2 separate regions of the Homo sapiens genome follow, and region 2 is linked to region 1. A link is an interaction called in ENCODE POLR2A ChIA-PET data of the cell type or tissue named here. Cell type or tissue: Panc1. All regions are shown on one strand. Links, peaks and the distances in the headings refer to the core of each region. The heading gives the core; the rest is flanking DNA. Region 1 holds the start of SAA4 (serum amyloid A4, constitutive). Region 2 overlaps GTF2H1 (general transcription factor IIH subunit 1).

Region 1 (16,633 bases), core at 314-8,313:
CTGGGTGACCATCTAAAATAACATCATGTTGAAAACATACTGTATATATTACGGTAGGACAAATTCCAAATATGCTAAATATTTATAAACAAATAAGGAAAATGATAATAATAATATTAACATTATCTGGTGAATCCATGGAAAATTCTTTTATAGCCCAAAGTAGGGAAAGCTGCAACAACAAGGATGGAACTGGAGGTCATTATGCTAAGTGAAATCATTCAGGAACAGAAAGACAAACATCACATGTTCTCACTTATTTGTGGGATCTAAAAATCAAAACAATTGAATTCATGGAGATAGAGAATAGAAGGATGGTTACCAGAGGCTGGGAAGGGTAGTGGGGAGGGGGGGAGTGAGGGGAGGTGAGGATGGTTAATGAGTACCAAAAAAATACTTAGAATGAATAAGAGCTAGTATTTGATAGCACAACGGGGGACTATAGTCAGTAATAATTTAGCTGTACATTGTAAAATAACCAAAAGAGTATAATTGGATTATTTGTAACACAAAGGATAAATGCTTGAGGGGATGGATACCCAATTTTCCATGATGTGATTATTGCGCATTGCATGGCTGTACCAAAATATCTCATGTACCCCATAATTATATACACCTACTATGTACCCACAAAAAATTTTTAAAAAGGAATGAAATAAAAACATTTGAGTTTAAGAAAACCACAAAAAAACAAAGTAGGGAAAGCTCTTCAAATACTATGAAATTGAGAAGACAACTAAAGAAAATATTAATAAAGACAAGAACATAAATAATTTCTTTGGCAGAACATAAGCCATCATAATCAGAAGATAAATAAGCTGGGAAAAATATTTGTAACTCATATCCTAGATAACATACTCATTTTCCCTGTATATAAAAAGTTTCTCTAATGTGATAAATAAAAACACAATAAACCAGTAAAAAATGACTACTTTGATATGAAGGTATGAATTCACAATTCCTAGAAAATAGAAATAGCTCTTAAACATGTGGAAAGATGTGAAACCAAAATCATAATAAGAGAAATGTAAATTAAAATTACTTTGAGTTTTATTTTACTCACAATTTCAAAGACCAAAAAGTTTGAGAGTATACTGTGTGAGAGACAATGTGGAACCAAGTTCTTTCACTCATTTCTGGTGGGAGTAGAGATTGATACAGCCCTCATGGAAGGCAATTTGCAACATATAAAAATTTATAAAATCTAGGGCCAGGGACGTTGGCTCATGCCTGTAATCCTAGCACTTTGGGAAGCCGAGGTGGGCAGATCATTTGAGGTAAGTGGGTCGAGACTAGCCTGGCCAACATGGCGAAATCCCGTCTCTCTTAAAAATAGAAAAATTAGCCTGATGTGGTGGCATGTGCCTATAATCCCAGCTACTCAAGAGGCCGAGGCAGGGGAATCTCTTGAACCCCGGAGGTGGAGGTTGCAGTGAGCTGAGATCATGCCACTGCACTCCAGCCTGGGGGACAGAGTGAGACTCTGTCTCAAACAAACAAACAAAAAATTTATAAAATCTGATACTTTTTCACCATGGAGTTTCTTCTGTAGGAATTTATCCTAGAGATATATTTGTACATGTGCAAGAGACATATGTACAAGGTTAATAAATGCACCATTATTTGTAATATCAAAAGGTTAATAACTGTCAAAACAGCCATTAATATTGTATAAATTATGGTCCATCCATGCAATGGAATACTGTGTAGCTGTAAAAAAAAAAAAAAAAAAAGCAACAAGCCCGACATGGAAAGACTTCCAATAAATAGTAAGTTTAAAAGAAAGTGCAGAATAATACATATTTATATGAAAAAAGAGTTTTTATGCCTCAAAGGCCTTCACCCTTGATCTTCTGGTGTTATTCCTGTCCTTGTATTCTCCCAGAATCATTACCTCATCCCATGAATGGTACAGTCAAGTCTTGCTTGTTCTGTGTCCTTACATTCTTTAGAGAGAAGTCACAAGAGACAAGCAAACATCTCTTTTGCTAATAATATTGATCACTTCCTACAGCATAATATCTATGTGCAATTTTTTGGGAAGACCTCCTACTAAACAGTTAAGAATGGAAAGACACAAAGAGAAGAAAGTGGAGAAAGACCTCTGTCTTCCCACACTGGATTTTGCAAATACAACTCTTCTGTGATACAGGAAACTAAAAAGAGGGAAAAGTGGCAATTAAGAAAAACTGCCAGAAAATAAATACCTTGATGACCCAATTTGGAAAACTACTTCTAGATAAGGAAACACTATTACCCAATATGTTAATTTTTAAAATACCCAAAGAATTGAGCAAAAAGGACTTTGGCAAGGCAGGTTGTTGGATTTAAAACCGTTCTCCCATTAATGCCAAAGCCAGCAGAGGTACCAACTATAGCTCCACGGCCAGAAGATACCAGCAGCTCTGCCTTTACTGAAATTTCATCTGGAGAAAGGTCCACAGGTGAGGTTTCTTCCAAGGAGTAATTTCTCTTATTTGACTCTTTTGAGATCCTTTTCTCACATAATTGTCAAATTTCAATTGGAGAGAAACTGTGTTTTCTACCTCATTACGGGGTCAGTGCTGAGGAGAGTAGGAACTCAGGAAATGCTTCTTGATTGACTTTAGTCTGCTGTATTGGGTGACAAATTGACCACAGACCAAATAACACGTTGGAATCCTCTTATTCTTTCTAGAGATCTGGGCTGAGAATTAAGGGTTTATGCTTCTTCTTAAAACCCGTTTCAATCTTTCATGCAGTTATGATTCTCATACAAACAAATGGAAATGGGGAATTAGTCTTTCAAATTCAGTCCTTTGGCTGGCACAGTGGCTCATGCCTGTAATCCTTTGGGAGGTTGAGGTAGGAAGATTGCTTGAGGCCAGGAGTTCGAGACTAGCCTGGGCCGAACATACATACCAAGACCTTGTCTCTACCAAAAAAAAAAAAAAAAAAATTAGCTGAGTGTGATGGTGCACGTTTGTAGTCCTTAATACTCAGGAGGCTGAGGTGGGAGGATCACTTGAGCCCAGAAGGTCGAGGCTGCAGTAAGCCTTAATCATATCATTGCACTTTAGCCTGGGCAATAGGAAAAAAAAAAGAAAGAAAGAAAGGGAGGAAAGAAAGAAAGGAAGGAGAAAGAAAGAAAAGGAAAAAAAGAAAGAAAAAAAGGAAAGAAATTCAGTCCTCAAAACATAGATCTGTGTTTTTTTTTATGATCCTCTGCCCCTGTCTTTCTTTCTCTTCAGCACAATGAGGCTTTTCACAGGCATTGTTTTCTGCTCCTTGGTCATGGGAGTCACCAGTGAAAGCTGGCGTTCGTTTTTCAAGGAGGCTCTCCAAGGTAAGAACTCTGGAGGATGGAGGGCACATACCCAGGATTCATTCTGAGCAGGGGCCACATACTCACTGGATGTGAGTGCTCCTTAGAGAAGCCACACAGAGGTCAGAGCAGGAGTGTGGTTTTCTGTATCTGTTTCTTCCTCTAGGCTGGTCTGATTTATCACCCTCCCTTGGGGTTTCCAGACGAGAGGTTAAAGATGCTTTGGGCCCAGCCTGTACTCTTGGTGTAGAGTGCAGAAGGATAAAAACTTCCAGGGGGTTATCTCCCACTGCGGAAATTTACAGATGGCAGATTTCTCAGGGCATGATGTTTATTTAGCTCATCCACCTCAGGGAATATACTGAGTTCACAATTATACTCCAAGACTGAGACATGCCTAGCAGAGAGTAGAGAAATCCCATCCTGTACCCAAGCAAATGGCCAATGCTTGGGATGCAGAGCTTATGAAAATTAAGCCCTAACTTCTATCCATAAATAAAAAGAGCAAATTTCTACTGATTAGCCACAGGAGGGCTGAGATACGGCTGGGAAACTGACTTCTGCCATTCTGGATGGGAAACGAATCTTATTGACTAGCTGTTAAAATGGGAAAACTATGTTTGTCAGGTTATGCAATACTTTGAACTTCATGTGTTGTTATTAATTTTGTAGTTGAATTTTTTGTAATTTTTCAATTGAAATTTTATAAATTTTCATTTTTTCTGCATTTTGTGCTTTTAAAAATGATATTCTATAAATAGTTTTTAAAAAGTTTTGGTAGCATGTACTAAGTTTTTCTGCACATAGTAGAGAATATCTTTTCCCTTAGGTCAGTGTATTTCAGAATTTGTTGTATGGTCCACCAGCATTTAAATCGGCCGGTGTTTGTTTTAAAAGTACACTCTGAAGCCTCTTCTCATAGTTACTGAGTCAGAATCTTAGAAGTGAAGTGGGACTAGGAATAGCATTTGAAAAACTCCCCAGGTTACTTTAAGCACAATGCCAATGAGAACAACTGTCTTGGGTTTTTCTGTCACCCAGTGACAGAATCTGTCAGATGCTTGGAGAAAACTCTTGCTAGTAGATCTGGAAAACATAGAATGAACATAAAGCATGCATCAGAGAAAGGACAGTCATGCCATGCCAGAGATAAACTATTTGACAAAATTACAGACACAAAATAATACATGAAGTTAGTGAGAAATATCCCTTAGAACACAGTACCTAAGTAACAATTAAAACTATTTATCACAGCTTTTCTTTTTTCCAAGTGAGTTGGTTTAAAGAACTTGGTAACACGTAAACCACAGCAGAACTCAAAAATATTTATTGATTGAACAACACAGGCACTGATAGACATTTTCTATAGCTCTTCCTGGCTTAGACCTGTTTCAAACATCTATTTTTCCACTAATCTTTTTAAAAACTTTAAAATGATATATAACTTACATATAGTACACAGTATAGCTTGATGAGGTTTTTACACATACAAACATCCATATTACACCATCAGATCAAGATGTCAAACATTTCACACACCCCGGATGGGTCTCTCATGCCCTCTTCCAGTTAACAACCCTCACGAAAGGTAACTCCTATTCTTACCTCTATCATTGTTGATTAGTGTCCCTGTGTTTGATCTTTGAATAAAAGAAATCATACAGAATATGTCTTTTGTATCCGGCTTTGTTTCACTCAACATTACGACATACTAATATACATGACAGCATTTGTCATGTGTATTAATATTTTGTTCTTTTTCATTGCTACATAGTATTCCATTGTATACTGATATCACAATTTATCCTACATTATTGGATAATTAGGCTTTTTAAAGTTTTATGCTATCATGGCTAAACCTGTAATAAACATTGGTGTACATGTACTTTAGTGTACATAAGCCCTCGTTTCTGTTGTGGGTATACACTCAGGAATGGAAATGTAGAGTCATAAGGTATAGTCATGTCAATTTAGCTTTCGTAGATACCAGCAAACAGCTTCCCAAAATTGTACCAATTTACACTTCCATGAACAATTACGAGAGCTGGGCATGATGACTCACACTCGTAATCCCAGCACTTTGGGAGGCTAAGGCAGGAGGATCACTTGAGGCCAGGAGTTTGAGACCAGCCCGAGCAACAAAGTGAGACCCCATCTCTACCAAAAAAAAAAAAAAAATTAGCTGGGTGTGTTATTAGGTGCCTGTAGTCCCAGCTACTCAGGAGACTGAGGTGGGATGATCACTTGAGCCCAGGAGATCAAGGCTGCAGAAAACCATGATCACACCACTGCACTCCAGCCTGGGTGACAGAGGGAGACTGTGACTAAACAAAACAAAAAACAAAACCCAAAACAATTATGAGAGTTCCAGTTGTTCCACATTTTTGCCCACAATTTATATTGTCAGTTTTAAAAATTTTTATCATTCTGTTGGGTGTATAGTGGTATCTTATTGTCACTACTGCCCTTCACTAATAGGAACAGGAATCCAATTTGCATCAAGTATTCCAATATGCTAGGCATTTTATGTATGTTACCTCATTTTATCTTCTCATTTAGTCCACCAGGGAGGTAGGTATGATTCCCCCCAACTGAAGAATGTGGAAACTGACACTTAATTGTCAGGGCAGAGAGTTAAACATTTACATTCATGCCCTTCATGATAAGTCTGATTATCCAGGTCCTATGAAGCTCTCTCAGGTCATTCCACCTCATCACGTACTGCCCATTCCCTCGGCTTTCTTGTGCCATTTATGCCCATAGCAGTCAGATTTATTCAAGTCCTAGTTGTCCTCACTCAGCTGGTAAGGATGTATTTTTCTTATGGGCTATGGTAGATGTGCAGCCCCCTCCTCTTCTCACCAAGTCCCTTGTAATGTCCCTGGATCTTACATCTGTAGTACTATTCTCCATTGTGACATTCCTCACATGAGCATCCCCTCTTTGTACACAGTACACACAGACCCATGTAAGATGTAGCCCAGGGCATGACAACTGCCAACCAATTCAATTCAATGTAATCCATGGAAAAGCATTCCTCACATGAGCGTCCCCTCTTTGTACACAGCACACACAGACCCATGTAAGATGTAGCCCAGGGCATGACAACTGCCAACCAATACAATTCAATGTAATCCATGGAAAAGCACCTTCCTTACAGTTACTCAGGGAAGCTGTTCACAGGAAGTAATGTTTATCTCCACGTATGATTTCAAAGGATTATTTTGTCAAGGGCCAAAATCTGGAAATCAGTGGAAAATGTTCATTTCTACATTTCTCCAGTATGTCACTGGGTTCATTTTTGTCATTTTTTTTCTTTCCAGGGGTTGGGGACATGGGCAGAGCCTATTGGGACATAATGATATCCAATCACCAAAATTCAAACAGATATCTCTATGCTCGGGGAAACTATGATGCTGCCCAAAGAGGACCTGGGGGTGTCTGGGCTGCTAAACTCATCAGGTAACACAGATTCCCGGGGACTCCAGTGAGAGGCCAGCAGTGCCTATCTGTCTTGAGAGTCAGGAGAACCTGTGGCTCTTTCCCCTCCTCCACATACTCCTGGGGTCTGGGTGGCTGGCAGAGCCAGAGCAAGGCTGGTGAAGACATGTCTCCTTTCACCCACAAGGGAAAGTAAGAACTGAGGAGAGGTCTTGAAAGCACACTGTTGCAGGGGCTGGGTGCAGGGGCTCACACCTGTAATTCCAACTCTTTGGGAGGACAAGGTGGGAGGATCTCTTGGGCCCAGGGATTTAAGAGCAGCCTAGGCAACATAGCAAGACTCTTATCTCTACAGAAAATAAAAGAAATTAGCCAGGCGTGGTGGCATGCACCGTAGTCCCAGCTACTCAGGAGGCTGAAGTGGGAGATCCCTTGAACCCAGGAGGTCGAGGCTGCAGTGACCCATGATTGAGCCACTGCACTCCAGCCTGGGCAACAGAATGAGACCCTGTCTCAAAAAAAAAAAAAAAAAAAAAAAAGGGAAAGCACTCTGTTGCAGAGCGCAAGTATCAGTAGACTTAGGCCTTTGCCCAAGAAGATTGATAGTTTTCTTCCCCTTTCCTTGAGTTTTCCAGCCTCCTCTCAGTCATTACTTGGGTGGGAGAAGAGGAGGGAGTTAGCAGGTGGAGCTGTCTCAGGTGAGCAGGTGAGTCAAGAGATTAATCTCCTGTCTCCTTTCTTTGGGTTGCAGCCGTTCCAGGGTCTATCTTCAGGGATTAATAGACTGCTATTTATTTGGAAACAGCAGCACTGTATTGGAGGACTCGAAGTCCAACGAGAAAGCTGAGGAATGGGGCCGGAGTGGCAAAGACCCCGACCGCTTCAGACCTGACGGCCTGCCTAAGAAATACTGAGCTTCCTGCTCCTCTGCTCTCAGGGAAACTGGGCTGTGAGCCACACACTTCTCCCCCCAGACAGGGACACAGGGTCACTGAGCTTTGTGTCCCCAGGAACTGGTATAGGGCACCTAGAGGTGTTCAATAAATGTTTGTCAAATTGAATTTGTTGGTGGAAACTGGGAACATTGAGGCAGACTTTCTGGGAAGAATGGTCATCTGAGGCCATATGGAAGATAAACAGCACCATGGCAGATGAGCCTGTGACTGAGGGGGACCAAGGACTCCCAGCTGGCCTGTAACTATGCAGGCTCCTCACATGACCCAAGCCAAGCTTCTCTGGTCATTTTCGGCCCCAGCTTCCCCTCCTGAGTAAGCCTAAGCCGGCAAAGCACTGACCATCATCCTGGGCTTCTGAGTGGCTGGAGTCATGGCTCTGGCACAGCCCTGGGCAGTCTTCCATCAGTCTCCTCTGTATCTCAGATTGGACTTCTACCCCCAAATTCCCACTTCTTCTTCAGGGCCTCACAGTTTATTTTGTTGCAGTTTCCAGGCCTCTCTGTATACAGACTTTGTACTGCCCAATTCATTGCATCCTGTCCACTCTCTGCCTCTAGGCCTTGTCCCCCAGTGAGCTCTTTCCTTATGGAGAAGGTACATTGTGGGCTGAGTGTGGTGGCTTATGCCTGTAATCCTAGCCTTTTGGGAAGCTGAGGCAGGAGGATCGCTTGAGCCCAGGAGTTCAAGACCAGCTAGGCAACATAGTGAAACCTCATCTTTACTAAAAACCAAAAAAATTAGCCAGACATGATGGCATGTGCCTGTATTCCCAGCTACTTGGGAGGCTGAGGCTAGAGTACTGCTTGAGCCCAGGAGGTCAAGGCTGTAGTAAGCTATGATCACTCCATTGTACTCCAGCTTGTATGACAGAGTGAGACCCTGTCTCAATAAAAACAAGGTACATTGCTTAGAGAAGCCTAATCCTAGGAGTTCTATCCTAGAAACTGCTATCTTGGACTCTGGTTTCTTTCTTTCTTTCTTTTTTTTTTTTTTTTTTTGAGACAGAGTCTTTCTCTGTTGCCCAAGCTGGAGTGCAGTGGCACGATCTCAGCTCACTGCAAACTCTGCCTCCTGGGTTCAAGCAATTATCACACCTCAGCCTCTGGAGTAGCTGGGACCACAGGTGCGCACCACCATGCCCGGCTAATTTTTGTGTTTTTAGTAGAGATGGGGTTTCGCCATGTTGGCCAGGCTGGTGTCAAACTCCTGGCCTCAAATGATCTGCTGCCTTGGCCTCCCAAAGTGCTGGGATTACAGGCCTGAGCCCCTCTGCCTGGCCGACTCTGATTTATCTCTTATCAACACCCGTGCCTCCCCTGACTCAATTTTTAATTTGTCCCGCTCATTTTACCTAAGGAATGACTCTCCTGTTGGTTTTCCTTATCTTTATTCTCTTTTTTTTTTTTTTTTTTTTTTTTTTTTTTGACAAAATCTCCCTTTGTCAAACAAGCTGGAGTGCAATGGGGTGATCTCGGGTTACTCAACCTCCGCCTCCCGGGTTCAGGGGATTTTTTCACCTCACCCTTCCGAGCAGCTGGGATTACAGGCATGGGCCACCACACCTGGCTAATTTTTGGGTTTTTAATAAAAAAGGGGGTTCACCATGTTGGCCGGGCTGGGCTAACTCATGGGCTCAACTGGCCAAGGGTCTGAAAATGTAGGCCTGAACCACTGCACCTGGCCGGCATTTCGTTGGCTTTTAGTTCAAATAAAATTCTACTTCCTGTCCTAAAGGGGAAGTGAGATATGTAGATAGACAACACAGTTTAGTAAGAGCCTCAACAGAAGCACACACTGGTGGCAATCCAAATTTTGCTGGGGTATGGGAAGTCAGCAAATAGTAATTAGAATAGCTGCCATTTTTAATTGCAATTGCAAGACTGTGCCCTACAGTTTAAATACTTTATCTGATTTAAGCTGCAGAGAAGGCTTTGATGTTCTCAGCTGGATAAACTGAGGTTTAGAGAGGTTTGTGTTTAGGACCTTCTCCAAGGTCACATATGTAACAGGTGCAGAGCCAGGACTGCAGGCTGGTTTGTCTGACTTCAGAACCTGTGATACACTGAACAAGGCCAAGAGGTTCAGCAGTGGAGACCCCTTTCTTCTTCGTGGATCTCCAGCACTTGGTTTAAATGGCCAGGTGAGCCCTTATGCTTGGGGAAATGTCTGACTTGTTTGAGAACAGGCACCATATCTTGTTCATCACTGCATGCTTAATGCCTAGCAGGGTCCAGGCACTCAGTAGTTGCTTTCTGAATTAGATTATCCCATTGAAAACCTACACTTCAACCCACATTACTCTTCACTCTTGCACATTGTCTTCTTCCTCTTAATAAGTCAAACTTGTTGAAAGTATTGCCCATCTACACACCTTCTGATTCTTCACTTCTGATCATATGTTAACCCACTCCAGCCTGGTTTCTGTCCCCACAACTTCAGCAAAATACCTTTGTCACCACTGACCTCCATGCTGCCAAAAACAATGAACATCTCTCTTTTCTCATATCAGTAGCTCTGTGAGCAACATTCAACGCAGTTGCCTTCCCCTTCCTTCCTGATATATTTGGTCTCTTGGCTTCATAATACTACTCTTTCCTTCATCAGCTCTAAGTAGCATAATATTACCCTCTACCTCAATTCTCCTTTATTTCCTTAGCTGGGACTTTTTTTATCTCCCCAAACTCTGTGTTCTTCAGACTTGGCTCTGGGCCCCCATTCTTTATTTCTCTATGCTCTCTTTCACAAGTCTAAATAGTACTTATATGTGGATGGCTTTTAAAATTATATCTCCCCCTGCAAAACTCATTTCTGAGCTCCATGCTTGTACATCCAACTGGCTACTTGACATATCTACATAGCTGGCTTCCAGATATCTCAAACTTAACGTGTCCCAAAATGAACTCGGGTTTTCCCGTCAGAACTCTTCACACTCCAGGTTTCTCCATTTCAGTTAATGACATGGCCATTCTCTCTGTTCCTCACACCAGTTAGGGGAATGTGTTGATGCTTCCCTTCACTTTACCCCCACATTCAATCCGCTGGATGTGAACTTCCAAAGTTCATCTCTAATCCATTGACTTCCTCTCATTTACACCCTCATGCTCCTGGCTACATCATTTCTCATCTGGGGTACTGCGGTAGCCATCTAACTAGTCTCCCCATTTTATTTTATTTTATTTTATTTTATTTATTTTATTTTTTTTGAGATGAAGTCTCGCCCTGTTGCCAGGCTTGAGTGCAGTGGCACAATCTCGGCTCACTGCAACCTCCGCCTCCTGGGTTCTAGCGATTCTTGTGCCTCAGCCTCCTAAGTAGCTGGGACTACAGGCGCCTGCCACCACGCCCAGCTAATTTTTGTACTTTTAGTAAAGACGGGGTTTCACCATGTGGGCCAGGATGGTCTCAGTCTCCTGACCTCGTGATCCACTGCCTCGGCCTCCCAAAGTGCTGGGATTACAGGCGTGAGCCACCGCGGCTGGCCGATTATTTAGATTATTAAAGGTCACTGCAGTCCCGTTTCAAGCTCCAATATCATGTCTGTTTTAAAGCATCCTGCTCCGCTATTGTTGGCTAGATTGTAGTGGGAGTGCTGGGAGGGGTGACGGTTAGAGACTCTTTCCCTGCTCCTCTGGCACCAGCACCTTAGAGAAGGGTGGGGATAGTCTAGTTCTGAGATGTCTTTCTATCACACTTCTCAGCCTCAGGATTGGGAAAGGGGAGAGATGTAAAGGAGGGGGTAATCATTTTGGCCTCACCCTGGTTTGATGTGCTTCTAACTGATGCTGATATATATTCTCTACTGATGTGGAGGTCTCTACTGAGATGGTGGTCAGGGTTCTTCCTGATGTGAAATCCAGCTCCCTCAGATATGGGGGTGGAACTGCCCAGAGAAGAACAGCTGTATCTACGACTGGTCCTGAAAGTGGTCCTTGTTCCAAGCCCCCTCTCTGGGTAAGGTTTACCTTACCTGGCCCAGCCACTGCTTTTTCCCTAACCTCAGTGGTTTTCTCAATAGACCCACCAGAATGGCTGAGGATCTCTTCTCTTCCTGCCCAGGGGTGCAGAGATCAGAGTTGGGTAAGAAGTCACCCCATCTTCTTTTTAGGCATATTCCACCAATACCTCTTCAAGCTCTGCTGGCCTGGGCTACTCCATCCTTCAGAAATCCCCAGATGAGAAGCAGGCACCAGAATGTTCACACATGGTGAGCTCTCTCAGGAACTCACCACACTCCCCTCTGCTTTGATGGGGGCACCAGAATGAGCTGGCAGTTTTTGCAGCTCAGTATGCACCCAGCTGGGAAGGCATTTTTCTTTTCTTTGTATTTATTCATTTTTAATGTTTTAAAAATTCAACTTTTATTTTAGAGACAGTGGGTACATGTACAGGTTGGTCTACATATATTGAACCCAGGTAGTAAGCATGGTACCCAAAAGGTAGTTTTTCAACCCACTCTCCCCTCCCTCCACCTCCTAGTAGTCTGCAGTATCTATTGTTCCCATGCTTATGTCCATGTGTGCTCAATGTTTAGCTCCCACATATACATGAGGACATGTGGTATTTGGTTTTCAGTTCTTGTGTTAATTCACTTAGGATTATGGCTTCCAGCTGCATCCATGTTGCTACAAAGGACATAATTTCATTATTTTTTATGGCTGTGTAGTATTCCATAGCATGTATGTACCACATTTTCTTTATCCAGCCCACCACTCATGGGCACCTAGGTTGATTCCATGTCTTTACTATTGTGAATAGTGTGGCAATGAACATATGAGTATGTATATCTTTTTGGCATAATGATCTATTTTCCTTTGGGTATACACTTAGCAATGGGATTGCTCGGTCTAATGGCAGCTCTGTTTTGAGTTCTTTGAGAAATCTCCAAACTGCTTTCCACAGTGGCTGAACTAATTTACCTCCCCACCAACAGTGTATAAATGTCCCCTTTTCTCTGCAGCCTCATCAGCATCTGTTGCTTTTTGACTTTTTTTTAATTTTATTTTATGTATTTGTTTACTTTTACTGAGACAGGGTCTCACTCTGTCATCCAAGCTGAAGTGCAGTGGTGCAATCACAGCTCACTGCAGCCTCAAACTCCCAGGCTCAGGTGATCCTCCCACCTCAGCCTCCTGAGTAGCTGGGACTATAAGCATATGCAACTGCACTTTGCTACTTTTTTGTATTTTTTTTTCCCAGAGATGGGATTTTGCTATGTTGCCCAGGCTGGTTTTGAACTCCTGGGCTCAAGTGATCTGCCAGCCTTGGCTTCTCAAAGTGCTGGGATTATAGGCATGAGCCATCACGCCTAGCCTGACTTTTTAATAATTGCCTCTGGCTGCTGTGAGATGGTATCTCATTGTGGTTTTCATTTGCATTTCTCTGATGATTAGTGATGTGGAGCATTTTTTTGGTATGTTCGTTGGTCACTTGTATGTCTTTTTTTGAGAAGTATCTGTTCATGTCCTTTGCCTGTTTGTTTTTTGCTTGTTGATTTGTTTAAGTTATTTATAGGTTCTGGATATTAGATCTTTGTTGGATGCATAGTTCGTGAATATTTTCTCCCATTCTGTATATTGTCTGTTTACTTTGTTGATAGTTTCAAAGAAAATGAAATACCTGGGAATATAGCTAACCAAGGAGGTGAACAGTCTCTGCAAGGAGAACTGCAAAACACTACTGAAAGAAATGAGAGACGACACAAATAAATGGAAAAACATTCCATGTTCATGGATTAGAAGAATCAATATTGTTAATATGGCCATACTGCCCAAAGCAATGTACAGATTCAATGGCATTCCTCTCAAACTACCAATGTTATTCTTTGCAGAATTAGAAAAAGCTATTCTAAAATTCATATGGAAGAAAAAAAAAGAGCCAAAATAGTCAAAACAATCCTAGGCAAAAAGAACAAAAGCTGGAGGCATCACATTACCCAACTTCAAACTATACTATAAGGCTGCAGTAACCAAAACAGCATGGTACTGGTACAAAAACAAACACATAAACCAAAGGAGCAGATTAGAAAACTCAAAAATAAAGCTGCACACCTATAACCATGTGATCGTCAACAAGGCTGACAAAAACAAGCAATGGGGAAAAGACTTCCTATTCAATAAATGGTGCTGGAATAACTGGCTAGCCATATGCAGAAGATTGAAACTAGCCCCTTACTTTTCACCATATACAAAAATTAACAAGATGAATTAAAGAGGTCAGGCGTGGTGGTTCATGCCTGTAATCCTAGCACTTTAGAAGGTGGGCAGATTTCTTGAGCTCAGGAGTTCAGCCTGGGCAACATGGCCAAACCCGTTTCTACTGAAAATACAAAAAGGTAACTGGGTGTGGTGGTGCATGCCTGTAGTCCCAGCCACTCAAGAGGCTGAGGCAGAAGAATTGCTTGTACCTGGGAGGCAGAAGTTGCAGTAAGCCGAGATCAAGCTACTGCACTCCAGCCTGGGCGATGGAGTGAGACTCTGTCTCAAAAAAAAAAAAAAAAAAAAAAAAGATGGAGTAAAGAAGTAAAGATTTAAATATAAGACTCATACAATAAAATTCCTAGAAGAAAACCCAGGAAATACCCTTCTTGACATTGGCCTTGGCAAAGAATTTTTGGCAGAGTCCCCAAAGACAATTGCAACAAAAACAAAAATTGACAGGTGGGATCTAATTAAACTAAAGAGCTTCTACACAGTGTTCTTCTTTTCCTCTCTGAATCCCAAATCTATATGAAGAAATCACCAGTCTCCACAAACACTGTACTCCCCACGGACTGACAACCGTGCTCTCTCCCCCATTCCTTTCCTCAGTCTTCTCCTTATATGGACTGGAGGGTGCAATGGGGATGAGGAGGTGGTTGGTTGCTGAAGGCCTACACTGCTACCTCTTCATAAGCCTTGGGGGCTTATGAGATCTGGCTCTACTTCTTGGATGTTCTCTCTACAATGTGGGGTACTTGGAGCTTCTTTGGTCTCAGCTGTGGTCAGAGGGAAAAAAAATATTACTCAACAGCTTGTTTTCCAAACTTGGGTCAAAAGCAGCCATCTTGCAATCCTCTAACTTACTAGGTTCACTTTTTACAATCTCTAATTATGGGAAAAAATCCAGGTCCATTCTCAGAGAACAGTATGCTTTATTTCAAACCACATTGTTTAAAACATATTTGCAAAAACTCTAGCCGATGACCTACTTGTACCTTTGGTGAAATGGCTGAGGGAATTTACAGTAACTCTAGGCTGGGCTCTATGGGCCTTGTTCCTGCATGATCTGACCTGTGGCAAGTGTGCAATGCACTGTGATCTTTGTTTACTCCTGTTTAGGGTTGGACTTAGTACTGTCCAAATAGTACCATGCTTCTCTTTAACACAAAGTCCTCAATCTATTTACCTTTCTGGTAAAGATGCTTGCGAAATTCACTCATCCATTTATTTATTTATTTATTTAACATGTATTTAATGAACTCCTAGTATTGGCAGGAACTCTTCTAGACCCTGGGAATACAGTAGGGAATAAGGCAGAGAAGACTAGTGCTCTCATGCAGCTGATGTTTCACTGGAAGAGTTATTATCAAGCTAGTTGATGTAATTGAATTACATTATGTTGTACATGTATTTGTATATATGCTATACTGCTGCCAAGTTTAGGTTGCAGCTATATAGCATTTGGTTAATAATCCCAACACTTAATCCTATCAGACCAGATTTGAATTTCAGCTTTGTCATTGACTCTGTGGTAGCTAAGGGCATGACATGAAAACATGCTTATGTTAAATTGCCAAATGAAAACGTGGACTATAAAATGGTAGATATTGTATCACTTGGTGTTTATGTATTCATATATCTATAAACACTTAGAAAATAGATTAGAGACCAAGTATGAAGATTCTACAGTGGTTCTCCTTACCCCTCCCCCAGCCTTGGCTGATGAAATTAGTATTGCTTTTTATTTTTATCCTTATACTTATTTTGTATTTTTCAAGTTTCCATCAGTGAACATGTCCACTCAGCTAAGACTCGTTCAACCGACCTATGTCACGGGCACCTTCGCAGGTACTGAATATCCATAGTGAAAAACCCAACTACACTGTTCCTGTCCTGATTGGGATTCCAGTGTTCAGACAAGGACAAATAACAAATATTTTATTTATAATATAGTTTAGAGTTTATAACCCTCTCTCTTTTTCTTTCTCTCTCTCTTTCTCTCTCCTTCTATGGACTAGAGGGTGCGATGAGAATGAGGAAGTGGTTGGTTGCTGAAGCCAATTCTGTACACAAACACAACACATATACAACACACACACACAATACACAAATACACCACACACACACCACATACATACACCACACAGACACACACACCACACACACACATACACAGACCACACACACATACCACACACATACACCACTCACACACACACACCCCCCACACACCCCATATACTCCATACACACAGCACATACACACACCACACACCCCCAACACCCCCTCACACACACACACCACACACACACCACACATATACACACCACACACATACACCACATATACCACACACACACACTCTCCACACACAAGACGCACACCCCCCCCACACCACACACACATACACACACCACACAGCAATACATATGCAAACACATAGGTACACATAATGCATACAAATTAATAAAGATTGCAATGAAATATGCTCCATATTCCAATAATCCTTACTCTGACCTTTTTCCCCAGTGTGATTCGTTTCTTCTCAGGCCTGCTTATCCATCAGGATTAACCAATGGAATTTAGGCAGTTGACCTTGAGAACTAGAGGCCCTACTAATTTCTGGTGAAAGAAGTTTCTTCAAGATAAGGAAGAGAAAATGTTCCATTTTCTCCTGTAGCTGCTAGATCAGCAGTTAGGATAATAAAAGCTGTACTTACAAAAGTTCTTTCTTT
Region 2 (16,118 bases), core at 8,119-16,118, 130 kb before region 1:
CATGGTGTCTCCTGTCCTCCACCTTCACTGGTGAAGACTGGGAGTGAGGAAGAAGAGTGAGATTGCACCCTCTCTGCAGGACCATGGGCAGACCCTGCCCCTTACCTCTTCTCAGGGGTCTCTCTTCTCTCCTGTTAACTTCTTCCCATTCCCTCATCAGGCCTTTGCTTGGTTTCTGGACATGCCGCCCACACCTTTGTAAATTGTCCCTTTAATCTCTTCAAATAACCCAGTTTAAGGGTGCCATTTGTATCCTGCCAGGATCCTGTCTCAACCACTAAACAATATTCACATAATCAAAATGTAAACACTATTAATTATCGAAAAACTGTGAAATAACTATATCAGGAGCCTGGAGTCGAGGGGAAAGGAGTAATGGTATTATAAGAACACTAAATCTTCAACTACCATAATAGAAAGTCAGTAGAAAATAACAAAATTAATAAGAATGGTATACTGTCAGCTAAAAGAGTGGAAAGTAATTGATTCAGTGAAGAGAGAATAAAGGGTAGGGGGCAGTGAGTGGGATAGTGGACGTGGTATTTTGAAATGTGCCTTCTAGTGCTTTTCACTTTTTAAATTATGAGCACATAAAATGTTGCTAAAAAAAACAAAATTAATTTTTGAAAAGTCTAAAGCCAAGAGAAAAAAACACAGTAATGGCCCTTTGAATTCTTTTGAGGGCCTAGTGCATAATGGATGCTTAGCGGTACCAACAGCAGAATTCAAGCCTCCCTAGTGACTTCAGATCCAGTAATCCATCTCCTTCACTGCACTTTTGGAGAATAAAGCAGTCTCAGCCTCAGAGCCATCTGTGCTTGTCAGTGTGAGGCCTGATAGAAATAAAATAGCTCTCCTGCTCCCAATTATTTATATCAGGTAGAAGAAAAATTTCCAGCCTGCAAGATCAGGTTAGGGAGAGAGTGAGGAGGTTAGCGAGAGAGTGAGGAGGGTAGGGAGAGAGAGGTCAGTAGATGCACAGAATTTGCATTCAAGAGCTGAATTTGAATCTTAGCTCTCCAATCCCGAGTTGGATGCAGGGGCTTTTCATCTCTCCAAGCCTGTTTATTCTTAAGTAAGCTTCACGAGGGCATTTTGCCCATCATCTAGGACAGTGATTTGTTTATTTGTCACCCAGGCTGGAGTGCAGTGGTGCGATCACAGCTCACTGCAACCTCCGCCTCCTGGATTCAAGCTATTCTCGTGCCTCAGCCTCCCGAGTAGCTGGGATTACATGTGTGCACCACCACGCCCAGCTTATTTTTGTATTTTTAGTAGAGACAGGGTTTTGCCATGTTGGCCAGGCTGGTCTCAAACTCCTGACCTCAAGTGATCCACCTGCCTTGGCCTCCCAAAGTGCTGGAATTACAGGCATGAGCCACTGTGCCTGGCCAGGACAATGCTTTTTAATAACCAGAGGCTTTCTATTTTTACTTTTGACACAGGGTCTCTGTTGTCCACCTTACAGTGCATGATCATGGCTCACTGCAGCCTCAACTTCCCGGGTCAAGTGATCCTACCACCTCAGCCTCTGGAGAAGCTGGGACTACAGGCATGTGCCACCACACCTGGCTAATTTTTATTTTTTGTAGAGACAGGGGTCTCCCCATATTGCCCAGGTTGGTCTCGAACTCCTGGTTTCAAGTGATCCGTATGCCTTGGCCTCCCAAAGAGCTGGGATTACAGGCATAAAGCCACCACACCTGACCAATAAATTGAGACTTTTATTTATTTATTTATTTGTTTATTTATTTTTGAGATGGAGTCTCACTCTGTTGCCCAGGCTGGACTGCAGTGGTGTGATCTCGGTTCACTGCAATGTCTGCCTCCTGGGTTCAAGCAATTCTCCTGCGTCAGCCTCCTGAGTAGCTAGGATTACAGGCATGAGCCATCATGCCCAGCTAATTTTTGTATTTTTAGTAGAGATGGGGTTTCACCATGTTGGCCAGGCTGGTCCTGAACTCCTGACCTCAGGTGATCCGCCTGCCTTGGCCTCCCAAAGTGCTGATTACAGGTGTGAGCCATTGTACCCAGTCAATTTGAGACTTTATAAGTAGAAGGCTGTATACTGATGCACAGTAGCTTAATAATTATTGAATGAATCTTGAGGATGAAATAAGAATGGTCATATAGCATGGCAAATATTTGGCAAACAGATCTAATAGATAGTAGATAGTAGTAAACTAACTAATAAGAGTTTCTTTCCCTTGATCTCTACCTCAGCTTTTTACCAATGTTGTTATATGGCAGCCTAAGTCAATAAGCTTTTTTTTTCCCCTCGCTCTGTCACCCAGGCTGGAGTGCAGTGGCGCAATCTCGGCTCACTGCAAGCTCCACCTCCTGGGTTCACGCCATTCTCCTGCCTCAGCCTCCCGAGTAGCTGGGACTACAGGCGCCCGCCACCATGCCCTGCTAATTTTTTTTTTTAGTAGAGACGGGGTTTCACTGTGTAAGCCAGGATGGTCTCGGTCTCCTGACCTCGTGATCCGCCAGCCTCAGCCTCCCAAAGTGCTGGGATTACAGGCGTGAGCCACTGCGCCTGGCCCTAAGTCAATAAGCTTTGAACTGAAGCCTGGTAATGGTAAGTAATAATAATAGAGTCATGAGCCTCATAATGTTTTGGTCAACAATGGACTGCATATACAAGGGTGGTCCTGTAAGGTTATAATACTGTACCATACTTTTACTGTATCTTTCCTATGTTTAGATACACAAATACTCTTGTGTTACTATTTCTTCACACTATTCTGTATAGTAACATGCTGTACAGGTTTATAGCTTCAAATCAATAGGCTGTACCACATAGCCTCTATGTTTTGTAGGCTATACCATCCAGGAGGTATAGCCTACAACATGTTGGGAGGCCGAGGCGGGAGGAATAAGTATAAGTACAGTCTGTGATGTTCATACAGTAATGAACTCATCTAACGATCCATTTATCAGAACATATCCTCATTGTTAAGTGATATATGACTGTAATAGTAATAAATGATAGAAAGAACATTTATTCTCAGAAAAAAAAAGAAAGAACATTTATTGAACGGTCATTTTGAGCCAGGCACTATTCTATATTAGCTCATTTAACCTTCACGGTAAATCTGTAAGTACTACTATTATGCTCATGTTACAAATTAAGAAACTAAAGTCGGGTCGGGGGGTGGTGGTGGCGGGGGGAAAGAAAGAGACAGAGAAAGAAAGAGGGTGCAGTGGCTCCTGCCTGTAATCCCAGCACTTTGAGAGGCCGAGGCACGCAGATTGCTTGAGCCCAGGAGTCCAAGACTAGTCTGGGCAACATGGCAAGAACTTGTCTCTACAAAAAATACAAAAATTAGCCAGGCATGGTGGCATGTGCCTGTAGTCCTAGCTACTCCAGAGGCTGAGGTGGGAGGATTGCTTGAGTCCGGGAGGTGGAGGCTGCAGTGCTGTGATTGTGCCACTGCACTCCAACCTGGGCCACAGAGTGAGACCTAGTCTCTTAAAAAAAAAAAAAAAAAAAAAAAAGAAGAAAGAAAGAGAAAGAAAAACTGAAGCATGGAGAGATAAGTAATCACACAGCTAGCCAGCTAGTAAATGACAGGGCTGGAATTTGAACCCAGGCAGCTTACCTTACATCTTGAGTGCTTCATCATATAAGTTAGACTTCTCTTAATTTATTCATCTGACAAAGAAAATGGATCGCTGTTGTATTTTTTAAGGAAATTCCTTCTTATCTAAGTTATAATTGTGATATGTAACTGTTACAATGCCAAACCACCATATTTAGGACATGCTAACTGAAACCTGTTAGTGACTTTGTTTTGAAGATAAACCCTTCGCACCTATTGAATCAAGTTTTAAGGTTGCTCTCCTGCTAACTCAGCATACTCTAAATGGCTTTTTCTTTTAACTCAAGTTTGATCCCAACTTCTATTTAAAGAAAAAATTTTAAGCCGGGTGCAGTGGCTTGTACCTGTAATCCCAGCACTTTGAGAGGCTGAGGAGGGAGGACTGCTTGAGCCCAGGAGTTCAAGGTCAGCCTGGTCAACATAGTGAGACCCCATCTCTATGAAAAAAATTCAAAAAATTAACCAGTCATGGTGGTGCGAGCTTGTAGTCCTAGCTACTTGAGAGGCTGAGCTGGGAGGATCACTTGAGCCCAGGAGTTGGAGGCTGCAGTGAGCTATGATCATGTGGCTGCACTACAGCCTGGGTGACAGTCTGAGACCCTGTCTCAAAAAGAAAAAAAAAAAGAGCTCAAAATTTGGAGAATGCAGGTCACCACAAAAAAGTGTCTACTAATCAATCTAGTAAAGATGATCTAAGAAAATCAAATACGTACAGGTTTTGTGGGGAAAATGAAGGCACAGAAGAAAGCACTTTTACTTTTCTTTGAGGGAATTTTCCTCCATTTAGGTTTCTAAGGTTAAACAATAAAAACAAGAAGGTGCTGCAGTCTTTCACTGCGTGACTCAGGGGAAGCCTTATCAACATTCATTACAGCAAACACTTGCATAGCACTTGTGGTGTGCTGGACTCTGCTCTAAGTGGCTTATAGACATCTCAGCTATCCTCACAACAACCTATCAGTTAAATGCTACTACTAGACCTATTTTGTAGATGGAGAAATGAAGACACAGATTAAGCAAATGGTTTACAGCTAGTGTTTTAGACAGGTGAGATTTGAACCCAAACAGCCTAGTACCAAAGTATAGCATCCAACAGACACATGCTATACTATGTGTCCACTGCTGCAGGGATGTGGATAAATCCTGTGAAGGGGCTGTCAGAACACTTGACTTACTCTCCATTCCTTATTCTGTAGGTCTAAATGTTCAAGGGCAGTAAGGATATGGTTGATATATGTGAAGTCTTGAAGATGTGTATTCAGCACAGGTATATAACCTGTTCTCAAGAATAACCAGGTGGCCGGGCATGATGGCTCATGCCTGTAATCCCAGCACTTTGGGAGGCTGAAGCAGGCGGATCAGAAGGAGGTCAGAAGTTCAAGACCAGCCTGGCCAACATGGCAAAACCCCGTCTCCACTAAAAATACAAAAATTAGCCGGGCATGGTGGCGGGTGCCTGTAATCCCAGCTACTTGGGAGGCTGAAGCACGAGAATCACTTGAACCCAGGAAGCAGAGGTTGCAGTGAGCCGAGATGGTGCCACTGCATTCCATCCTGGGTGACAGAGCAAGACTCCACCTCAAAAAAAAAAAAAAAGACAAAAGAAAAAGGAAAAGAATAACCATGTGTCAGAAACAGATACAAATGGGTAGGACCAAAATTTACAAGAATTTGGCAGAAATAGGATCACTAATGGATTCTTCTCTAAGGATATGAGCCCCTTTGTTAAGGATTATCTTTTTATTCATTTATTTAGAGACGGGGTCTTGCTCTGTTGCCCAGGCTGGAGTGCAGTGCCGTGAACACAGCTCATTGCGGCCTGAACCCCCCAGGCTCAAGCTATCTTCCCATCTCAATCTCCTGTCTCCTGAGTGGCTGGGACCACAGGCACATGCCACCATGCCAGGCTAATTTTTTTTTTTTTTTTTTTTTTTTTTGTATAAAGGGGGTTTCACCATGTTGCCCAGCCTGGTTTTGAACTCCTGGGCTCAAGGGATCCATCCACCTTGGCCTCCCAAAGTGCTGGGATCACAGGTGTGAGCCACCATGCCCGGTCATTTTCTAACTTTTAAAAATTAAAAAAAAAAAAATTAAGAGGCAGGGTCTAGCTGTCATCCAGGCTGGAGTGCAGTGGCATGATCATAGCTCACTGCAACCTCAAACTCCTGGGCCCAAGTGATTCTCCTGCCTACCTCCTGACTACAGGTGCATTCCACCATGCCTAACTAAAAGGATTATCTTAAAGGGCATGTTCAGGTGCACAGGTATCTCTTTGTTAGAAAAATCTCAGGTTGCAGGTTAGAAAAGAATTTAAGGGCATAGACAAATGTCCAGAAGAAGATGCACTGACCATCACCTCAGGAAAGACTTGGAAGTAAGGGTACAGAGACACTTTCTATTTTATATACTTCAGCACTATTCAAAACTCAGGGAAAAAAAAACCCCACGAATTATGTTTTCACTATATGTATTGCACACACACACATATATATAGCATGCACACACACACACACACACATATGTAACTCCACCCAGGATGGAAAGAAAGTCAGTAGTGGCCACGAGATGACAAGATTTCCAGTCTCTTCTGTGACTTTAATATACACCCAAACAAGGAGATGGACTACTAACTCAGGCTGGTCACTCCTGAACCAGGTTCCAGGCAATACTCCAGTTCTGGACATTTTAATAGCTGAAAATAACTAAGACTCCCCTGGCCTCAAGAACTGGGAGAACAGCTGAGTCTTGAGGGAGCTAAATTGGGAAAGGGCAGAGGTAATCCTAAGGAATCCCATGCAAGTCTTGACACTGGAGACAGCAAACCTAAGTTTGAAACACACAGCTTTCCATTCCAGACACTGTCAGCTCTAGAAAGATGGTATATGCAACAGGAAATCACTTTCTGGATTAAACTCTTCAGACTCGATGAGTGGGGTTACCTTTCTAGTTACAGATGTTAAAACATTCTTTTGTTTTCCATCCTGAAGTGGATTTTACAAGGTACCTCACCCACTTTGTAGTATGTCTAAAGCAGACTAACACTACTGACTTTTTTTTTGAGATGGAGTTTCGCTCTTGTTGCCCAGGCTGGAGCAGAGTGGCTTGATCTCGGCTCGACACAGCCTCCACTTCCCAGGTTCAAGCGATTCTCCTGCCTCAGCCTCTTGAGTAGTTGGGATTACAGGTGCCTGCCACCACGCCTGACTAATTTTTTGTATTTTTAGTAGAGATGGGGTTTCGCCATGTTGGGTAGGCTGGTCTCGAATTCCTGACCTCAGGTGATCCACCCGCCTCGGCCTCCCAAAGTGCTGGGATTACAGGTGTGAGCCACTGCGCTAGGCCACTACTGACTTTCTTTCCAGAAAAGACTCATTCTCCTAAGGCAGGACATGCTGTTGTTACATTATTACATTTTATAGCCCTCAGGGCCTACTAGGCAGACTAATCCCATGATGCGATTTGCCACAAGTAAAGCACAGAATAGAGTCAGGCAGGAATGACAAAGGAGTCAAAGGAAAAACTAGGCAATGGAAGCCTGGGCTGCGGAATAACAACTTGCAACTTCACAGACATCTCATCCCTTCTCCAGACTAGAGAAGCCTTAGGGTAAATCCTAGCTCTGACACTTACTAGCTGTGTGAATTTGGGTAAATTACTTAACCTCTAAACCATTTCTAATCTGTACAAAATCTTGTAGTATCTACTTGCTTCTTCAGTTGTGGGAAGGGAGATACAGCAGAAAAAGTGTTTGGCACAATGCTGGTTTACAGCAGCCCTCAACCATCAGTGGTGCTATTATTTTCCGCAAGAAGGTGAAGGGCCATAAAAGGCCTATACAGCTGCTGAAGTTCATTGCTAAAGGTATCCAAGGCTCAAATATTTCAAGTGCAAGCTAGACATGAAATTCACAGCTATCTCTGTGAATCACCCTTGATTCCTTCACTCCCTGTGAGTTAGTCACATACACTGTAGAAATGCTGTTACTCAGGCCCTTCCTATTTACCAGGACTTCATTTTAATGTAGACGCTTTCCTGTGTGGTTTGTTCAGAAAGTCTTCTAAATCTGTCCTAATTGCCAAGTTATTTAACCCCTGCCTAACCCCCCACCACCAGAAAACCCCCCCATAAAAGCAACTTGCTTAAAACTTTCTCTCAAGTCTCCCATGCCTAGTAGGTAAGGTCTGAGTATTTTACTTTAGCATACAAGGCCATTCACAACCTGAATTAACATGGTTTTCTGAGCCTTACTTGTCACTTCCAACTCTCCAATCTAACACATCTTTCCTGTTCTTCTAACATATTTCAGTCTTTCAAACCTTCTCATCATCATGCTCTTCCCTCAGTCTAGAAGAGATGACTTTCTTCTCTACCTCACAAAATCCTACTCAACCTTCAAGACTTAGCTAAAACGCTCTTTTAAATGAAGTCTTTCCTTCAGGCTTTATATATATATATATATATATATATATATATTTTTTTTTTTTTTTTTTTTTTTTTTGAGACAGGGCTTTGTCTTACTGTCCAGGCTGTAGTGCAGTGGTGTGATCATAGCTCATTGCAGCCTCAATCTCCTGGGCTCATGCAATCCTCCCGCCTCGGCCTCCAGAGCAGCTGGAACTACAAGCACATACCACCACGCCCAGCTAACTTTTTTTACTTTTAGTAGAGATGAGGTTTTGCTATGTTGCCCAGGCTGGTCTTGAATTCCTGAGCTCAAGTGATCCTCTTGCCTTGGCCTCCCAAAGTGCTGGATTACAGGTATGACTCACCATGCCCAGCTTACAACTTAATTTTCAACACAGCACTCAACAGAACATTCTATTTCTTATGTCTGCCTTGCCCAATAGCCACTTTTTTTTATTTCAATCATTTTTCTATTTGCCCCACTGTAGCAGTAACACATTTGAAAGTACTTTGTGAAAGTGTAAATTTTAAGGGATTATACCAGTACATATACTGATCTGAAAGAGAAATGGGAAGACTGAAGGCAGAAAATGATGTGGCTTCTTTCCCTTTACCAGTTCAAGGTCTTCATAAATTTTTCTTTTTTTTTCTGTAAAAAAAGAGATGGAGTCTCACTATGTTGCTCAGTCTGGACTTTTGAACTTCTGGGCTCAAGTGATCCTCCTACCTCAGCCTCCCAAGTAGCTGGAACTACAGGCATGTGCTACCATGCCTGGCTTAGATTCTGACCTTAGCAGTCATTATATGAAGGATAACCAGTTTGTAACATGGCCTAAAATAAAATGAACAGTTCTCAGGCAGCCCACCCAAGGAAATTCACACATAATGAGAAACCAGAGATGTGTTAGAGTTAAAAGGGTAAGTATAAAAAGTTTTACTTTTTTTGTGTAATTTTTAATACAAGACATCTAAAGTCTTAAACATTAAGTTGATCCCATCAGGAACAAAATATGGCACGAAGTTCAGAAACAAGAACATCTTTTTTTTTTTTTTTTGCACTTAGGCTTTTCAGTCACTATGCAATGATTATCGATTCGCCAAGGACAGTAACAGTCAAATACTAGAGAAAAGGAGATAGGAGAAACATCTTTTATTTCTTCTAAAGAGGTGAAAATAAGATTTTTTTAATATTTCTCACTCATAAGATTTTTAAACTCTTAAAAATGCAATATCTTCTTTTCAAAGCACATGCCATCTTAAAAAAATCTTAGCAATGTACATTTGCACTCAAAGAAAAACATGCAGCGCCATTGTCTTCTGACAAAATTCTGCATTAAAAAACCCTATGCGACTTTCTGCAAATATATTCCCTCTTTATTATTCAGGGACTCCAAACCACAAACATTCAGTGCAATATTTATCGTTTCTTATTTCCGTAGGAAACACAGAACCAATGATGTCTTCTGACAACTGTTTCCTGATGGTTGAGCAACAGTCTCCCTTTGCTTTATTTTAAAGTACTTTTTTTAACTTGCTGATGTAAGGTATAATTGGAATTCATTAAAACTTGAGGATCCAATGGAGGGTGAAGAATGAAGGATGGAGGAGGAATACTTAAGGTCTACCCTGTGCCATAAACTTAGGAAAAAAATGTACACAGAAAAAAACGACAACCAAAAAACCTCAGATTTTATCAATGCACCCTTTAAAAAGTGTTTTTTTAATTTCTGAAAGCAGCTTAATGTGAATCAAAAGCAGTTCCTGAGCAACTGCAGTAAACAGTCTTTTAAAATATATATGTACATACACATGTACATATATGTGTGTGTGTGTATATATATATATTTGCAACTTAGCTCATTTGGTTCTGTCTTAATTTACCTCCCCAGCATTTAGTCCCTTCTTTCCTTTCAGTCTCCAATGTGCAAGTACAATAGCATCAGCTCTGGGAGTTGGCGTGGAGCAGATGTTTCTTATCACTCCTGTGAGGTCATCTGCTTGTCTGTCAGGCCAGGTTTCCAGAGTTGCTGCAGGTCATAGTTCTCTCAATCTCACAAAACCTGTAAGCATCATGGCCACCTCACGTTTTCTTCATCAGACGCCGTGACTGCCATGTGTGGAGCTTGTTGTAGGCTGTCTGGAGCATCTCTTCTATGTGACTTACCAACTGAAAAACACAGCAAGACACTTAACAACTGGGCAAAAGCAGGGGAAGTTAATCCTTCCAACCCAAATCTGGCACACACTTCAGAGTGTAGTTTCGGAGCTCCTCTGTATTTCCCCAGTCAATGAGGTAATGTGCAAGCCCTCTGAGAAGGTGCTGTCAGACACATTTTGTGTGGAAAGGAAAGACAGAAAGTAGGGGGCAGTGAAAAGGCTGCGGTTGTAATGGCTGTCCTGTCATTAACCAATAATAGGACAATATGAAAGTCACAATTGTGCTCCAGGCCTCAATTCCTTCTGTCAAACGAGGGGTCTGAACTATATCTGTGATTTTCTAGATTTGAATACTGGTCAGCCAACTAAGGCCAGGATGGTAGTATAAACTTTATTTTATTTTATTTTATTTTTTGAGACAGAGTCTTGCTCTGTCACCCAGGCTGGAGTGCTATGGTGTGATTTTGGCTCACTGCAGCCTCCACCTCACAGGTCCAAGCAGTTCTCATGTCTCAGACTCCCGAGTAGCTAGGATTACAACCATGAGCCACCACACCTGGCTAATTTTTGTATTTTTAGTAGAGATGGGATTTCACCATGTTGGCCAGGCTGGTCTTGAACTCCTGGCCTCAAGTGATTCACCCACCTCAGCCTCCCAAAGTGCTGGGATTACAGGCCTGAGCCACCATGCCCGGCCAGGTTTTTTTTTTTTTTCTTTTTTAAATAGTGGAGATGGACTCTTGCTATGCTGCCCAGGCTGGTCTCGAACTCCTGGGCTCAAGCAATCTTCCTGCCTCAGCCTCTCAAAGTGCTGGGATTACAGGCGTGAGCTGCTGTGCCCAGCCCCGTATATACATCTTGGCAGAACACTGGAAAAATGCCTTATTCTCCTGAAGATTCTGATTCAACAGGCCTGGGATGAGACCCAAGAATCTTTGATTTTCAAAAGCTCCTGCAGTTAATTCTGCATAATTTTGTGAAACAGTTTGCTATTTTTAGGGTTTTTCCAACTCCAGCATTTCAGGAGTTCAATACAACTCAGCAGATTACAGAAAACCTAAATGGTTTCAATGCTTCACACAATGTGCTATGTCATGTCTTGGGTCAGGACTATAGATCTTTGAGTAGATTAAGAATTTTGCCCTCATCATGGACATAGCTAGAAGTCAACAGGATCATATGGAATCTTTTTTATTTTTTTGAGACATGGTCTCACTACGTTGCCCAGGCTGGAGTGCAGTGGCTATTCACAGGTGCAATTTTAGTTTACTATAGTCTCAAACTCCTGATTTCAAGTGATCCTCCTGCCTCAGTCTCTTGAGTAGCTGGGACTACATGTGCATACCACCGCATCTGGCTTATACTGACTTTTGAGGTAGAAGTCTCTGGAATATGTTTCCTTGGAGGTGGACAGTGTTTATGTGTTTAGAAGTAAAGTTTTGCCAAGTCTGGGAGGATGGAGATGGAGATCAGGAAGTCCTAAATTCCTTTGGCATGTCAATGTTTAGGTCTGAGGGGTACAGAGTTAAAAAAATTACCCTTACTGCCATACCTGTTTATCATTATGGGGGATAGTAATATTTAGCTCTGTCTGGAAACTATAAAAATTACTTATTCTGTTTGATGGGCAGCAGTATCTATATTATCAATTGGAAGACATGAACACCATATCCTTCTGCAAGGCTATGCATGGCCTCAGCATCCTTTTCTTTTTTTTTTGAGATGGAGTTTCACTCTTGTTGCCTAGGCTAGATGCAATGGCACGATCTCAGCTCACTGCAATCTCCGCCTCCCAGGTTCAAGCAATTCTCCTGTCTCAACTTCCCGAGTAGCTGGGATTAGGGGCACTTGCCACAACGCCCGGCTAATTTTTTGTATTTTTAGTAGAGATGGGGTTTCACTGTGTTGGCCAGGCTGGTCTCGAACTCTTGACCTCAGGTGATCCACCCGCCTCAGCCTCCCAAAGTACTGGGATTACAGGTGTAAGCCACCGCGCCTGGCCCTCAGCATCCTTTCCAACACAGCACTCCAAGCAGTTATAATCAATTGAGAAGGCACATGACCTGAAACCTATCTGCCATCCTTGCCCTGCTGTGAGAAGACACTCCAAGCTTCTATCTGATTATAAGTAATGCTGTTTTGTATTTTAAGAAAACCCACTTAGAATATTTAGGAAATAAATATGAAAAATCTTGCTGATGATTTTTCAGCTTTCAATTGTAAAACTCCCCTTTTATTTATCCTACTTATTGAATACTGAATCTTAAATTTGTAACTAGAGTCATGTGCCACATAATGTGCATATATGATGGCGGTCCCATCAGATTATAATAGAGCTGAGAAATTCCCATCATCTAGTGATGTCGTAACATCATACAGCAGCACATTATTCACTCGTTTGTAGGGATGCTGGTGTAAACGAACCTATTAAGTAGCCAGCTGTATAAAAGTATAGCATGTACAATTATGTATAGGACCTAATACTTGATAATGATAATGAATATGTTACTGGTTTATCTATTTACTGTATTTTAAAATCATTATTTACGGTGTACTCCTACTTATATATATAAAAAAGTTAACTGTAAAATAGCCGTACGCAGGTCCTTCAGGAGGTATTCCAGAAGAAGGTATTGTTTCACAGGAGATGACAGCTCCATGTGCATTACTGCCCCTGAAGACTTTTCAGTGGGACAAGATGTGGAGGTGGAAGACAGTGATAGTGATGATCCTGACTCTGTGTAGGCCTAGGCTAATGTGTGTTTGTGTCTTAGTTTTTAACAAAAGTTTAAAAAGAAAAAAAAAATTAAAAATAGAAAAAAGGCACCAGGCGTGGTGGCTCACGCCTGTAATCCCAGCACTTTGTGAGGCCGAGGTGGGTGGATCACGAGGTCAGGAGTTCGAGACCAACCTGGCCGACACAGTGAAACCCGGTCTCTACTAAAAATACAAAAATTAGCTGGGCGTGGTGGTGGGTGCCTGTAATCCCAGCTACTCGGGAGGCTGAGGCGGGAGAATCGCTTGAACCCAGGAGGCAGAGGTTGCAATGAGCTGTGATCATGCCATTGCACTCCAGCCTGGGCGACAGAACTAGACTCCATCTCAAAAAAAAAAAAAAAAAAAAGAAAAAGAAAAAATATATATATCTATACGGAGAGAGGGAGAGAGAGAGAGAAAGAGAGAGAGAAAGGCTTATAGAATAAGAATACAAAGAAAATACTTTTGTACAGCTATACAATGGGTGTTTTAGGTTAAGTGTTATTCCAAAGAATGAAAAACTTTAAAAATATTTAAAAGTTTATAAGGTAAAAATGTTATAGTAAGCTAAGGCTAATTTATTATTGAAGAAAAAAAGCTATATTGTAAATTTAATGTAGTCTAAGTGTACAGTGTTAGTAAACTCTGCAGTAGTGTACAGTAATGTCCTAGGCCTTCACATTCACTCACTGAGTCACCCAGAGCAACTTCTAGTCCTGCAGTCCTGCAGGCTCTATTTATGGTAAATGCCCTTTACAGGTGGACCACTTTTTATCTTTTATACTGAATTTTTACTGCAACTTTTCTATGTTTAGATACACACATACCATTGTGTTAAAACTGTTTACAGTATTTAGTACAGTACTATGCTGTACAGGTTTGTAGCCTAGGAGCAACAGGCTACACCATATAGCCTAGAAGTATAGTAGGCTATATAGCTAGGTTTTAAGTACACTCTGTGAGGTTCATACAACAAAACTGTCTGTCAATGAATTGTTTAGAACACATCCCTGTGGTTAAGCAACACGTGACTGTACTATTCTTTCCAAGGTACCTCTGGGAGGGCTTGTATAACTGCACATACAAATGATCTGATGTGGTTGCTCTAACCTTGTTTTAAATACAATGCTAAAAATGCTGGGCATAAAGTGACACTTCTCAATACCTCATCCACTGACTTTCCCCACTGTAAACAATCAGGGAAGCTGATGCCAAATAGAACCCAGGAACAGTTTTGCTTACTATGAGTAGTGGCAATTCTATCTTTCCTTACGCTGCTAGGTTTGTGCTTGCTACTCAGTTTTTCCAAATTAATAAATTAGTAATATGTATTTTTCAGAACATACACATAGATTGTAAAACTTTTTGAGACAGAGTCTCACTGTGTCACCCAGGCTGGAGTGCGGTGGCATGACCTCGGCTCACCGCAACCCCTGTCTCCCAGGTTCAAGCAATTCTCCTGTCTCAGCCTCCCGAGTAGCTGGGACTACAGGCATGCGCCACCATGCCAGGCTAATTTTTGTATTTTTAGTAGAGACAGGGTTTCGCCATGTTGGCCAGAACTGGTCTCGGAACTCCTGACCTCAAGTGATCAGCCTGCCTTGGCCTCTCAATGTGCTGGGATTACAGGCATGAGCCACCGCACCCGGCCAGATTGTAAAACTTTTCTAAGGGAAAGCATGGAGATGGTTATCACAAATGCTTTGGTTAGTCATGACCTCTGGAGGGGAAGAGAGAGTGGTATGCAACTGGACAGGGGCACTCAGGGAATATCTATGGGTTATGGCAACATTCTACTAATTTTCCTGATTGGTGAGTAAACAGACAGTTATTTTATTATTTAAAAAATATGTATGTATTTTATATACTTCTGAATGCATGACACATTTCAATATTAAAAAACAGTACTTTGAGCAACAGAAAATAAAGTATTGGCCGGGTGCAGTGGCTCATGCCTGTAATCCTAGCACTTTGGGAGGCCAAGGTGGGCTGATTACCTGAGGTCGAGTTTGAGACCAGCCTGGCCAACATGGTGAAACCCCGTCTCTACTAAAATACAAAAATTAGCTGGGCGTGGCAGCATGCGCTTGTAATCTCAGCTACTCAGAAGGCTGAGGCAGGAGAATCGCTTGAACCCAGGAGGTAGAGGTTGCAGTGAGCTGAGATGGAGCCACTGTACTCCAGCCTGGGCGACAGAGTGAGACTCCGTTTCAAAAAAAAAAAAAAAAGAAAATTAAGTATCTACTCATTTACATGAAAGCAAAATCAATTTCATCATTTTACTACAAAGAGAAAGAAGATCAGGCAAAAATCAGATTGCTGCCTTACATTTGTGCTTAAATACTGTCTCCGAATCTTTTCTTGGAATGGACAGAGCTTCGTAACTTGGAATCGTTCCAAATTACTTTTCATTTTCACTACCTAAAAAAGATGAGAAACAATAAATTACAGAGAAATCTCAAGCTGTAGAGACCAACAGAAAAACAATCTTCTACATATGAAAGTTACTTTTCTTGTAGAATTTTTTTAAATGTAAAAATAAAATAAAAATATACCAATTATATCACATTGTTAACCCTTCAATGTGAATATCTTTCAGTCATAAATACTCATTTGGCCAGACGTGGTGGCTCACGCCTGTAATCCCAGCACTTTGGGAGGCCGAGGTGGGCGGAACACAAGGACAAGAGATTGAGACCATCCTGGCTAACATGGTGAAACCCCGTCTCCGCTAAAAATACAAAAATTAGCTGGGCGTGGTGGCACACGCCTGTAGTCCCAGCTACTCAGGAGGCTGAGGCAGGAAAATTGGTTGAACCCAGGAGGTGGAGGCTGCAGTGAACTGAGATCACACCACTGCACTCCAGCCTGCCGACAGAGTGAGACTCCATCTCAAAAAACAAAAACAACAAAAAATCCCAACTCATTTAAATAGTCACTCATTCATTTATTCATTCATTTAGAGACAGGGTCTCATTCTGTCACCCAGGCTGGAGTGCAGTGGCAACATCATGGCTCACTGCAGCTTTGACCTCTCTAGGCTCAGGTGATCACCTGAGCTACTTTTCATAATTTTTGTAGAGACGGAGTTCTGCCATGTTGCCCAAGTTGGTCTCAAACTCCTGAGCTCAAGCGATCTGCCTGCCTTGGCCTCCCAAAGTGCCCGGTTTAGTGGCTCATGCCTGTAGTCCCAGC

Evidence for each region. ChIA-PET counts read pairs that join two places held together with the same protein. Peaks named below come from ENCODE experiments on the same cell type or tissue, not always from the same donor. Only the 100,000 strongest peaks of a DNase experiment are listed, where the experiment ranks them.
Region 2: POLR2A ChIA-PET joins it to region 1 with 17 read pairs; 4 of 35 experiments call an interaction of 5 or more read pairs at or near these places.

The regions. Positions count from the first base shown.
Region 1 is chr11:18,222,528-18,239,160 of GRCh38, reverse strand. It overlaps SAA2-SAA4 (SAA2-SAA4 readthrough), which reads left to right. Exons shown (of 6, transcript NM_001199744.2): 4 at 3,231-3,325; 5 at 6,628-6,766; 6 at 7,497-7,806. The coding sequence ends at 7,659. It overlaps SAA4 (serum amyloid A4, constitutive), which reads left to right and starts at 2,359. Exons shown (of 4, transcript NM_006512.4): 1 at 2,359-2,444; 2 at 3,231-3,325; 3 at 6,628-6,766; 4 at 7,497-7,806. The coding sequence starts at 3,235. The coding sequence ends at 7,659. It also overlaps a transcript of SAA2 not described here. RefSeq lists a silencer at 9,731-9,780. In Panc1, for the core only: no CTCF peak of the experiment used is centred there; no DNase peak of the experiment used is centred there; H3K27me3 peaks cover 961 bases.
Region 2 is chr11:18,359,841-18,375,958 of GRCh38, reverse strand. GTF2H1 (general transcription factor IIH subunit 1) reads right to left here. Exons shown (of 15, transcript NM_005316.4): 14 at 15,252-15,344; 15 at 8,914-10,176. The coding sequence ends at 10,090. Among named protein-coding and RNA genes, the nearest start is that of MIR3159, 20 kb to the left of the region's middle. In Panc1, for the core only: no CTCF peak of the experiment used is centred there; no DNase peak of the experiment used is centred there.